2 separate regions of the Homo sapiens genome follow, and region 1 is linked to region 2. Evidence: chromatin loops called from intact Hi-C (ENCODE). Cell type or tissue: psoas muscle. All regions are shown on one strand. Links, peaks and the distances in the headings refer to the core of each region. The heading gives the core; the rest is flanking DNA.

The links. Hi-C counts contacts between places; a loop is a spot of excess contacts. Peaks named below come from ENCODE experiments on the same cell type or tissue, not always from the same donor. Only the 100,000 strongest peaks of a DNase experiment are listed, where the experiment ranks them.
Region 1: it touches region 2 in a loop (3-fold over the local background); 2 of 110 quality-filtered maps call a loop at or near these places.

What each region holds. Positions count from the first base shown.
Region 1 is chr3:169,980,577-169,988,868 of GRCh38, forward strand. It overlaps SEC62 (SEC62 preprotein translocation factor), which reads left to right. Exons shown (of 8, transcript NM_003262.4): 4 at 2,131-2,335; 5 at 2,585-2,677; 6 at 5,229-5,289; 7 at 7,664-7,783. Among named protein-coding and RNA genes, the nearest start is that of SEC62, 18 kb to the left of the region's middle. In psoas muscle, for the core only: no CTCF peak of the experiment used is centred there; no DNase peak of the experiment used is centred there.
Region 2 is chr3:170,172,597-170,177,596 of GRCh38, forward strand. It overlaps PHC3 (polyhomeotic homolog 3), which reads right to left. Exons shown (of 15, transcript NM_024947.4): 3 at 1-116. Among named protein-coding and RNA genes, the nearest start is that of PHC3, 6.6 kb to the right of the region's middle. In psoas muscle, for the core only: no CTCF peak of the experiment used is centred there; no DNase peak of the experiment used is centred there.

The DNA.
Region 1 (8,292 bases), core at 1,995-6,994, 190 kb before region 2:
TCTATTGCCTTCAGTATCTACTCATCAGGGAAAAGGCTTTTTTCTACTAAAGTTGCATTGTTTGTTTTTAAAATTCTTTATTAAGAATCATTTTTTCCACTAAAGTAAATTTAAGAAAATGGGAACTGTTGCAAATGATTTAGAAGAAAATCCAAATTACTAATAATGTTGCTTCGTAGATAGCCAGCCACATTACCATTTGAGAATATATACTTCAAGTATCTGTATGTGTACACATGTACTCTTAATATATGGACATGTATATTAACTGCATTATAAAATGCTGCTTTTTCAATTAACATATGAGGAACAGGATGTATTTTTATTTTCATTTGGAGTGGAAATAAATGTTCCTGAAAGAAAATCTGGAAATCATATAAGTGCACAAAGAAAATTAGAATATATTTTCATTATAGATTTTTTTTGTAAGACATTCTGGAGTAAAAAATGTAAGACTACACTTCATATTCAAATATGCCACTACTATTCTTAAATCCCACTTTGTACTCATAAGTAGTTAATCATTAAGGTCTCATTTCAGATTCTTGTTTGTTTATATATGTATATGTATTCATAGCAGATATGATGGTAGCATTTTGAGGGGCAGTTTGAACATTTGCACAATTATATGCACAATCATATTTACATAATTTAAAAATAGCTCTTCCAAATAAGTAGTATGGGCCAAATGAGGAAACCTAGAAATTAGCTTTGTGGAAGTGCTCATAGGCTGGACCTAATTGGGGAGCAGATGGAAGCCCAGCCAGGCAGGTAAAACATAGAAACATAGGTGCTTCAGGGGACTGAACACAGTGACAAAAAGAAGTGGTTATCTGGGCAGGAAGAAAGCATCTAGTTAACAAGTGCTGTGATGTGCTGGAGCAGGCACCAGTGAGGTGTAAGTAGAAAGGTAGCTAGATAGTCACCATTAGCAGGCACCAGTGGTGGTAGTGAGACGTAGCTTCTAGATTGTATTGTGGCAATTAGACATTATCAAAGCAGGAATGGAGAAACCAATCAGAAATTCTGAAACTAGAACATGAGATTTGAAAAAGTGACTTTTAGATGACAAAAATAAGGGCAACCCAATTTCTTGAGTAGGATTGTAAGGTTAAAGAGAAACTACCAAGCAACGTTGACTTAATCTGGGGTCAGATAAAAAATGAATAAAGCAAGGATCTCTCTCTCTCTTAAGAAGTTTACCGTCTAGTGAAGGAGCAAACAACTACTACAAATTATATAGTGAGTTAGAAGATAAGTGCTATGGATAGGGTAACAGGAAACGAGAGAATGGGAAGGTGGGCTTATGTTTTAAACAGAGTAGGTTGTGGTTGAGGGAAAACTTGAAGGAAGGGAGTGAAACAAAAGGACCTGCTTATTTGGGGGAAGAGCATTCTAAGTAAAGGGAACAGCCAGTGTGAAGGCCCTAAGGTGAGAATATAAAATATAGTAATAACTGATAAAAAGAGAGAAAACAATCTATTTAGAGAGAAATTAGTGAAACCAGGAATACATCATGTTTTGCCAAATATATTGCACATTTTTCAATTTGATGTTGTGCACGTCCTTTTCAGAGTCCAAAAATCTCACCTTAGTATATTTAATCATTGCTTAATTGAAGATAATCATTACAGTGGCACACTGAATTGCGAAGTACTTGGAGAAAAAATAACACCAAGAAAGCTGAAAAGACATTATTTGGACCCATCAAATCATCACTTTTAATCTGTTAACATTTCTTAAACTGTTTATTTTCTCCTTTCTTTATTACGTCAGCTCTTGCATTTGAGACTTAACATAAAGTGAAGCTGAGTCTTGATTATATGAACCCAGAAAGAGTCTTTATATGGATAATCTCAAACCTATAATCTCTTTTATACTTAAGGTACATCATTAAAAGTGAAAATTATATTGAATATCACTGAGTTTTGACAACTTTTATATAATTGACTGTAAAGTGTTTTGATTTAGTGGTAGAGTTGACTACTTTTTCACGGGCATACTAGTTGTAATTTCTCTTGTGTTGCTAATTTATGCCTTCCTTTGCTTATTTTATTCAGGTCTTGATATTTTTGCTTTTCAGTCTCTATCTATATGGGGAGTGTAATGCCATACCTGTTTTTCCCAAAGGCTTTTAAAGAAGCAGTTTTTTCACCGAGCCCTAAAAGTAATGAAAATGAAATATGATAAAGACATAAAGAAAGAAAAAGATAAAGGAAAAGCTGAAAGTGGAAAAGAAGAAGATAAAAAGAGCAAGAAAGAAAATATAAAGGATGAGAAGACAAAAAAAGAAAAAGAGAAAAAAAAAGATGGTGAAAAGGAAGAATCCAAAAAGGTGAGTTAATCTAAAATTAAGTAAAAATTTAAAAATCATTATGTGCACATGAACACTACTGGCCTATGAGCACATTTAAGTATTATGCAACACCTACCTGAGATAACTATATTAGAGTTGTTATAAATACCGTGGTTGAGAATTTTTATTTCTGTGTTACAAATAGTCAGTGAAAGTTTTTTGACTGTATGAACATCATATTTCTTGCTTACTTGTGTTATTTCTTCTGTCCAACTTGTGTTTTCATAGGAGGAAACTCCAGGAACTCCTAAAAAGAAGGAAACTAAGAAAAAATTCAAACTTGAGCCACATGATGATCAGGTTTTTCTGGATGGAAATGAGGTGAGAGTAAGCCTATAACTAGAAGTTCAGTTTTCTATAGGAGTTTTTAGAAAGATGTTTGATGCCTTCACTAATAAAAGGAAAAATTTTGAGAAATCTAATTATGCTCTTAAATGTATAAAAGCTACTCCATTTTTAAAAATCAATAATTTCTCTTATTTAGATTTTTAAAAGTCAGATTTGACTGTGAGTGATAGGAAACCTGAAATAAAAGCATCTTAATACAAAATAGATGCTTATTTCTTTTTTATCAGTGAAATCTGTAGGTAAGCTGTACAGATACGTCAGCTCCATGGTGGATCCCAGCTCTTCTTTTCTCCTCTGTCTGAGGCTTCTAGCTAAGGTTACCTTATGGTCCAGAATGACTGCCAATCTTATATCTGCATCGAAAAGAGGAAAGGAGAGTGAAGAATATGTCTCCTCTTTAAGGAGACCAGTTTAAGGACACTGTCCAGAAAGCTGGTAATTTCATTTCTGCTTGAATTCCATTGGCCAGAACATAGTCACATGGTCATGCATATGAGAAGTAAAATCTTGGAAATGCACTTTTTATACAGGATGATTATTTGCCCAGCCGAAATGTAGGGTTTCCATTATTATCAAAGAAAAAAGAGCAGAATAGGAGATAGCTACAAGTCTCTATCTCTTACAGAATGTAAGTCAGACACATCACTTGAGGGGCTTAAAATTTTTAACATTTCTTGATGCTTTATGCTTATCATTTGTAATGGAAGATTTGTATGGTGGTAGCCTTCCATAAAGACTGCTTAATTCAGTCACTTCACCAGTACGTAAACATGAGTTATATACTGGGCATTGAACTGTTGTGAATTTCAGGATATATCCTTTCCTGTTATACCTATACAATAGTAACATCTATAAAGTCATGGCTCCTAGGGTTGTGTGTTTGAAATTCTTACTTGCATGAGACTATCTAGAGTGGGATTGTGGGGGAGGATTATATATCTATAATAAAGTGTCCTCAGGTGACTGATGTGAACCCCTTGTTGAGAACCACTGTAATAGAAATTTTTATTTTTATAGGCGTTGGGAATAGCTTGATAAGTAGGATAAAATCTCTTAATGGTCTAGCAAAGATACAGGCACTTAAACATGTTAATATAGTACAGTGTGGTAAGCATTAATGGTGTGAAAGCACCAGGTAGGAATAGTTAATTTAGTCAGGAAGGATAAGAAGGGTCTAAAGGACATTTGAGCTTAGACTTGAAGATGACTGGCAGATTGCCAGGCGTGCCAGGAAGGAGGTTAGGTCTGTTAGGGAAGGAAACAGCCTGAGCAAACGCATGGGTGCTTGGTATCCTGAGAAGCCTAGATTTTATTCTGTAGAAAGCAGCATGCACTCCATAACTTTTAAAGTTGTGAAATATCTTTTTTAAAAAAACATGTTTTTTTAGAATGGAAACTGGCAGAAGTAATATCTGTGAATCTGATTCCCAAGGAAATGGGCAGAGTAAAATAAGAGGTTAAAGTGGAACCTCTGGTGTTAAAAATTGAAGAACCACGTTGGAAAGACAATAAAGAGTTCTGGTCAATATAGAAATAAGAGGGAAGAGTACTGTTATTTATAGAAACTAAGAAATAAAACTGAGTTTTATGGATGAATGATCAAACAGAGTTCTGATCTGAATGAAGTAAATTTCTGTTGTGTAAAATAAGAGCCTGATAAAAGTAAATTAAGTTTTGAAGTAGTGGTTCCCAGCTTATGGGCCCTCCATGGAGGAGTAGGCAATGAAATTAATACAGTCATAGAGACTATGTTCACCAAGCATGATCTTTAATAATTGATCTTTGTGTCTTCTCAGGAGAGAAAAGTGTGGAGTTGAGTGATACTAGATCTGTAATAGGGCCTGGCTGGAATCTGTCTTAACTGCGCTTTTATCCCAGACTGGTTCATCATTACATTAGGGACAAAAAGGTTGGCAGTTGCTGGTGTTTTGGTTGAATAAATAATGATGTGCACACATGGAACAATTTTTTTTTCCCCCAAGACAGAGTCTTGCTCTGTCGCCCATGCTGGAGTGCAGTGGTGTGATCTCAGCTAACTGCAACCTCTGCCTCCTGGGTTCAAGCAATTCTCCTGCCTCAGCCTCCCGAGTAGCTGGGATTACAAGCGTCCACCACCACACCTGGCTAATTTTTGTATTTTTAGTAGAGGCAGGGTTTCACCATGTTGGCCAGGCTTGTCTTGAACTCCTGACCTCAAGTGATCTGCCCGCCTTGGCCTCCAAAGTGCTGGGATTATAGGCGTGAGCCACCAAGCCCAGTCAAACAAATTTTTAAGTGTATGTAAGAACATACAAATTTACTTAAGTGCTTTATAGAATTTATAGTTATCCTATAATCATTTTCTAGCGCCAGAAGAACCACTACTACTGAAGGAAAGATCTTTGGAATTTATTTACCTTAGAAATTACTTCTCGTATGTTAAGAGGTTGATGACTGCTTTAAGGGACCTAAAATATAGAATTAAGCATTACTTTCTAATGTGACATTAGAACTTTTAAGCACCGAGGTTTCTTGATTCTTCTAGGTGTATGTATGGATCTATGACCCAGTTCACTTTAAAACATTTGTCATGGGATTAATTCTTGGTAAGTAGTGAGATGTTAATAGCTATAAAGTGCAATCTAAAATTTAGAAAACAATATGCAGATACTGTAAAAGAAAATGTTCCTAAATTTAACATAAAATAGTTGTCATTTTAAAAATACTTTAAATAAAGTCAGAAGATAAATAATACACTAAGGAAAATATTTGAAACATATTAAAGATCTTTTAAGAGATTAACAAACTGATAGAAAAATGGTCAAGGTAGTTAACAGATAAAGAAATACAATGACCAATCATCATGAGTGATACTTAATCACACTCATATACAAATTAAAGCTGTAGTGATTAAGAGTCTTGCAAACCTTAACATTAAAGGTCTTAGAAAAAAATCAGCTCTCTCTAACAGTTGATAGGTATGTCTATTGTTTTAATTTTTGTAAAGGGCAGTTTGTCAGTATCTTTGAAATTTTATGTGTCTGCAGTGACCCAGCAATTCTAGGCTGTTCCCATACAGTTGCACAAAGTGTGTGCATTGACACATTATCTGTTTTTTTCCAAATCCCTTAGACTATACTTGAGTATAATCTAGCAAATATCTTTCAAATTCAAAATGCTTATACCATTTGATCTAATAAATTCCACTTTAAGGAATTTACCCTATGCCATAATCACAGTTGCACAAACGTACATGTGCAAGGATATTATACCTAGAATAGATAAAAAAAGAAAAGAAAGTTACAGACGAGTAAGAATAGTATAAGCTCATTTACTTATTTAGAAAAAAAGTCCCTGTAGCTAGTTAATTATATATAGGCAGTCTCTGAGAATACAGGTAAGCTTAATAGTACTTAACCTCTGGGAAGTGGAATAAGAATTAGATGAAGACTTAATTTTCTCTATACCTTTTGATTTGCTTGTTTGTGACAGGGTCTCATTCCTGTCACCCAGGCTGGAATGCAATGGCACAATCATGGCTCACTGCAGCCCGACTTGCTGGGGTCAGGTGATCTCCCACATCAGCCTACTGAGTAGCTGGAACTATAGGCACACTCCACTACACCCCGCTAATTTTTGTATTTTTTTGTAGAGATGGGGTTTCGCCATGTTGCCCAGGCTGGTCTCAAACTCCTGGGCACTTGCCTCGTTGTCCCAAAGTGCTGGGGGTTTGATTTGTTTTTGATTTGCTTTTTAACGTGTGTATTCCAGGAGGTTTTATGGGGAAAGAATGATTTAACAAACAGAAAAAAAAAAAATAGGTAGCAGTTAAAATAAGCTTGGTCAATATGGTATGATAGGATCCCATTCAAAATAACTCTTTAAGGCTGGGCTCAGTGGCTCACACTTGTAATCCTAACACTTTAGGAGGCCAAGGCAGGGAGATGGCTTGAATCCAAGGGTTCGAAACCAGCCTAGGCAACATGGCGAAACCTCGTTTCTACAAAAAATTAGCCGGGTGTGGTGGTTCACACCTGTAGTCCCAACTACTTAGAAGGCTGAGGTGGGAGGATCACCTAAGCTCAGGAGGTCGAGGCTGTCGTGAGCCAAGATCATGCCACTGTACTGCAGCCTGGGTGACAGAGTAAGACTCTGTTTCAGAAAACAAAAAGCAAAATAACTCTTTTATAATAAGAGTACTAGTCACTTTGCTAGATATTTTGCGTACAATATATCATTTCATCCTCACAACAACCTTTGAAGAATAGGAAGAGACTTATTAAATATAAGGTAACTTAGCCTCAAAAGAGTTAAGTAACTTGCCCAGGGTTACATAGCTTATAAGTGATGGAGCTAGAATTTTAATCCTGGTCTTATTCTAAAGACCTAATAACCAGGCTTCTAATTTCTTATAATTCTTTCTTGTGTCCCCACTTTACTTGCAAAAAAACTGGAGACACTTGTAAACAGTTTCCCTAAGCACCAAAAAATACATCTGTAGCAGAAATCACCTGGGGAATCTTTCAGTCTGTGGATGTCAGAGCTCCACCCCAGAAGAAGAATCTCCAGAGAGGGGTCTTGGAAATCATTTTTTGTTGGCTTTGTTGTTCTGTTGTTTCTTTTAGCTCCCTTACTTAGTAGGCAAATATCTTAGTATTTTTTAAATAAAGTAGATATAGCTTGAAAAAGGGGGCAGTTGATAAATTAAGGAGGCAACAGTTTTGAATTTCTACATAGCATTTTTTTCTAATTATATGTAATTTACACTAATAAAAACTAGTTTAAGAATAGTATAAAATGTTAGGTTGAACAATATGAAATTGCTCATAATTGACCATTTTTTACCTATAAAAATGGCAATTTTATATTTCACTGTGTTTATGTTTCTCAGTTTTTCCCCCAGGGATATGTTTCTGTTAGTGCAGCCATACCATTTAAGTTTTTATTCTAAAATTTAACTTTTGTCATTTCTTGTTCCAGTGATTGCAGTAATAGCGGCCACCCTCTTCCCCCTTTGGCCAGCAGAAATGAGAGTAGGTGTTTATTACCTCAGTGTGGGTGCAGGCTGTTTTGTAGCCAGTATTCTTCTCCTTGCTGTTGGTAAGTATTGTTATTATAAAATTGACCTCAAGAAGGTTGGTATTGAGCAGTTGGACTGTAATTTGGAGCTTCAGTAAAGCTTAAGAAAAATTAATGGAGGTAAATCAAGAAATATATGGTACTACTTTCTGAGTCAAATCTCAAAACTCAGGCTTGGTAAGATGTGTTCTGTCTGCAGAAAAAGGATTTAATACATCTTTAAAAAAATTTTTTAATAAGATTATTTTTTATTGACAGATCATAATTGTATACATTTATGGGGTACAATGTGATGTTTTGGTGTATGTGTACAATGTGGAATGTTTAAATCAAGCTAATTAACATAATTAGCATATTGATCACCTTTCTTGCCTATCATTTATTGTGAGACATTTGAAATTTACTTATTTTGAAATATACCATACATTATTATATCTTAATCTGCAAATAGATGTGCTTTAAAAATTAGTTATGGCAGAGGCGTTTAATATTTTTGCAGTGGTAGATCATTTATTAGACATAATACTTTC
Region 2 (5,000 bases), core at 1-5,000:
TGCTGCTGCTGAAGAGCTGCAGTATGCAGCATCAAGTGCTGTTGTTGGGCTGCATACATTTGCTGAAGGTACTGAGCAGCTGAGCTGGGGGGCCGATGCAATGCCTGTTGAATTACCTGTGATAAGTCAATTGAACCAATGTCAAACCATAATCTCAACCTTTATCTTAATCAGAAAATCAAAGTATAAAAAAGTGGCAGTTTAAAATTTCACTGCTTTAATACATAATATCATCAAGCTTATTAACATTATTTCTTTCCTAGTTACATATCACTAGAAATCACTAACTTGTACACATTAAAACTACCCAGTGGGCCGGGCACGGTGGCTCACGCCTGTTAATTCCAGCACTTTGGGAGGCCGAGGTGGGCGGATCACAAGGTCAGGAGATCAAGACCATCCTGGCTAACATGGTGAAACCCCGTCTCTACTAAAAACACAAAAAATTAGCCAGGCATGGTGGCACATGCCTGTAGCCCCAGCTACTCGGGAGGCTGAGGCAGGAGAATCGCTTGAACCTGTGAGGTGAAGGCTGCAGTTGAGCCAAGATCATGCCACTGCACTCCAGCCTGGGCGACACAGCAAGACTCCCATCTCAAAAAAAAAAAAACAAAACAAAACCCAGTGGACAATTCGCAAAAGACAGGCCAGGCCAACTAAGCATTTCAAAAGATTTTCAATCTCACCAGTAGTCAAAAACTTACAAATTAAAACAAGATACTGTTTTCCAACTTTCAGATGGATAAAGATTTAAAAGAATACTACTACTACCTGGGGAAACCAATACTCCCATATTGCTAGTAAAAATTCAAGTTGGCATAACCTTTTTGGATAAAACTTCGTAGAATTCAGGGCTTGGGTGTGGAGAGAAATACCTTTACCATGCAACCATAACAAATAGTAATGTAGATCAGTGCTGTCCTATACAGTAACAACTAGTCACATGTGCCTACTGAGCACTTAAAATGTGGTTAGTGCAACTAAAGAATTGAGTTAATTTTAAATTGAATTTTAATTAATTTTAATTTTAATGTAAACAGCCACAAGTAACTACTGGCCACTATAGTGTACATTGCTGATACCGATCTATATTTACTAACAAAAAGAAAATCAGTGGGTTACAAAATAGTATATAGAGTAAGATACCATTTTTATATTAAAATATTTGAAAGAATCCACAGGAAAACTTTCAAAGACCACTGATGGGTAGCTAGATTAGAGGTGATTTTTAGCTTCTACTTCATACTCTTCTATAGATGTCTGAAAATCTTACAATGAGCAGGTATTATTAATAATCATATAAAATTACAAAGCAGCTGGGCAGGTTGGCTCATGCCTGTGATCCCACCACTTTGGGAGGCCAAGGCAGGCAGGTCACCTGAGGTCAGGAGTTCAAGACTAGCCTGGCCAACATAGTGAAACCCTGTCTCTACTAAAAATACAAAACTTGGCCAGGCATGGTGGCATGCACCTGTAATCCCAGATACTCAGGAGGCTCAGGTGGGAGAACTGCTTGAACCCAGGAGGTGGAGGCTGCAGTGACCAGAGATCATGCCACTGCACTCCAGCCTAGACGACAGAGCAAGACCCCATCTCAAAAAAATAATAATAATAAAATAAAAATAAAAAATAAAATTATAAAGCTATTTCTTCTTTAGAAAATTACTCAATAATTTAAAAAATTTTTAAATGTCAAATACCTTGTTTTGCTTCAACATTGAATAAAACTATTCTTACTTAATTCCTTAAAAAGTGTTAATTACTGTGAATATTTGTTAGTAAAATGTAAAATCTGAGCCTGAAACTTCATAAATAAATATAGAAAAGTCAAGTACTCTACTAAAATCAGAGAAAATTCTTACATTTCTCCAAAAGGTTAAGTCAGAATAAGTCAATCCTATACAACCAAATCCGAAAGTCACATTGTGCTCACTGTGACTCTGAAACAGCACAGAACCCTAATCGCAGCATCAAACCAGAGTTTTCAAAGAGCTAAGGGAGTAATAGTGCCATAATCCTATAGCTTGAGGGTCTCTCAGGACATCTTGAGCCATAATGCCATGAATCCTTTTATCTAAACTTCAAGACAGCATATTTCTGTGTGTTATTGTTTATTTTCATGTGTTAATATCTCACCTCTCCAACTATAGACTACTATGCCTGATACAAATTTCTGTCACAAAATCAATGGGAGCTTTTGACCTCTACCTGCAGGGGACTATAGGCCAGCATTAAGTGATTCAGAATTATAACAATATACCTTTTTTAGTCAGATCAATCTCTATTTGTTCTTCTAATTCCATAACAAAATTCTAAAAGCACTGGACTGTATACGGAAAAAAATTCTAAAATCAAACTGAAATAACAATCTATTTGACACATACTTTTGTCAGAGTATACTCATTTTTTCTGTTGTCAGCACAGTCTTTCACTACTATTCAATTACTCACAGCAATGAGTAAATACAAGTTATAGATACAGCAAATTGTTCTTATTTATTATAAATTCTTATTCACCCAAGGAGGGTGAAGAGAATTCCCAGGACAGAAAAAGCAAGCTGGAAGATTAAAGAATTACTTAGGTAGTTCAATAAATATTGATTTGATTTCATTTTGGGAGAAGCAATTCTATGGTCTCATAAGAAACAGAGTCAGTGCTATTTATGAGATATATCTACATCTACATATCTTTCTATTAATTTTTTATTAATCTATGCAGCTTAATTGAAAACTAGAGGACAAAATGGTATATTAAGCGATCACATTATCAGTCAGGCGTGGTGGCTCATCCCAGCACTTTGGGAGGCTAAGGCAGGAGGAGAGCTTAAAGCCAGAAGGTCAAGACTAGCCTGGGCGACATAGTGAGATCCTGTCTCTACAAAATAAAAAAATTAGCCAAGCATAGTCACATGTGCCTGTAGTCTCAACTACTCAGGAGGCTGAAGCAGGAGGAGCACTTGAGCCCAGGGGGTCGTGAGTTGTGATCATGCCACTGGACTCCAGCCTAGGCAACACAGAGGGAGAGAAGAAAAAAAAAAAAAGGGGGGGGCCAGGCGCAGTGGCTCACGCCTATAATCCCAGCACTTTGGGAGGCCGAGGCGGGCGGATTACCAGCTCAAGAGATTGAGACCATCCTGGCTAACATGGTGAAGCCCCATCTCTACTAAAAATACAAAAAATTAGCTGGGTGTGGTGGCACGTGCCTGTAGTCCCAGCTACTCAGGAGGCTGAGGCAGGAGAATCGCTTGGACCAGGGAGGCAGAGGTTGCAGTGAGCCAAGATCGCGCCACTGCACTCCAGCGTGGGCTACAGGGCAAGACTCAGTCTCAAAAAAAAAAAAAACAAAACCCGGCCGGGCACGGTAGCTCATGCCTGTGATCCTAGCACTTTGGGAGGCCAAGGCAGGTGGATCACAAGGTCAGGAGTTTGAGACCGGCCTGACCAATATGGTGAAACCCCATCTTTACTAAAAATACAAAAATTAGCTGGATCTGCTGGCACATGCCTGTAGTCCCAGCTGTTCTGGAGGCTGAAGCAGGAGAATCGCTTGAACCTGGGAGGCAGAGGTTGCAGTGAGCCTAGATCACGCCACCGCACTCCAGCCTGGGCGATAGAGCGAGACTCGGTCTCAAAAAAAAAAAAAAAAAAAAGATCTAAATCCTTTTCCCTGTATCCCTTACCTCAGAGAAAGGTAAAAAACATTAAAACCTCACTCTGCATTCAAGTTTGAATTTCTGGTGAACTGGCTGGTTCCACTCCACAGTGATTTTGGAAAACTAAATCCTAAACCAAAAACAGTTAAATAGACATTATACTGGGGTATCCACCATGGAAAAATGGAGCAGAGGAAGGACTATATTGCAAGCAGTTGTTTTCAGGGTGGATGCAATTATAAGGATTCTACCAGAAGAAAGCAGGTATAATAGAAAAAATAAGAATTCACAGAGTGGTTAAGGGCACAAGGGCTGAAGTCTGAGAACTAGCTAGGTGAGTTTGGGAAAGTTATTTAGCTGATTTAAAACATTTATTTTCCCATCAGTAAAATGGAGATAATAATAATAGCTACTTCACAGAGGGCTGGTAATGATTAATGGAGATAATTCATGTAACATTTATCAAATGTTTGGCACGTAGCAATTATTCAATAAGTATTAGCTATTACTATCTACTGGAAACCTATAATGTGCCTTACACAGTTCTAGATACTTCATTAATCTCAAAGATACTTCATTTAATCCTCAGAGTAATTAATGAAAGAAGTAGTCTCACCCTCATTTTAGTTTTCTGAGGCTCAAGGGGATTATGTCTCATACCCAAGGCTATATAGCTCCTAAAGATAATGAAAATGGAATTCAAACAAAGTATAATAGAGTGGAAGGTCCATGCCCTTTTTATATAATACCATATTGCCCCAACCTCCATTATCATAAATGTTAACTAAGTAAACTTTACTTTCTCAACTAAGTGACTTCCTAGTTCAATATTCCCTTCCCCCTCTGCCCCTAAGGTATTTAGAATGGATCCTCCTGCTTAGGGTTCTTAGGCCACCTGGGTTTAATATAAACTTCGTAACATATCTACATACCTGAACAGATCTCCCTAAGTCTATATTTTGAGTTCCAATATAAAATAAAGCTACAACCATTCTGTATGTTGGGGCTCTAGGTTGAATGCCTTCATACTGTAGCAGCACCTAGAGACTTTCCCCTTATAATTTTCTTTACACATAATCCTATAAACTACATGCTGACAAATGTAAGCCCTCTCAATACTATATATATATATTTTGAGATGGAGTCTCACTCTTTTTGCCCAGGCTGGAGTGCAGTGGCGCTATCTTGGCTCACTGCAACCTCTGCCGCCAGGGTTCAAGTGATACTCCTGCCTCAGCCTCCCAAGTAGCTGGGATTACAGGTATGCATTACCATGCCTGGCTAATTTTTGTATTCTTAGTAGAGACGGGGTTTCACCATGTTGATCAGGCTGGTCTCAAACACCTGA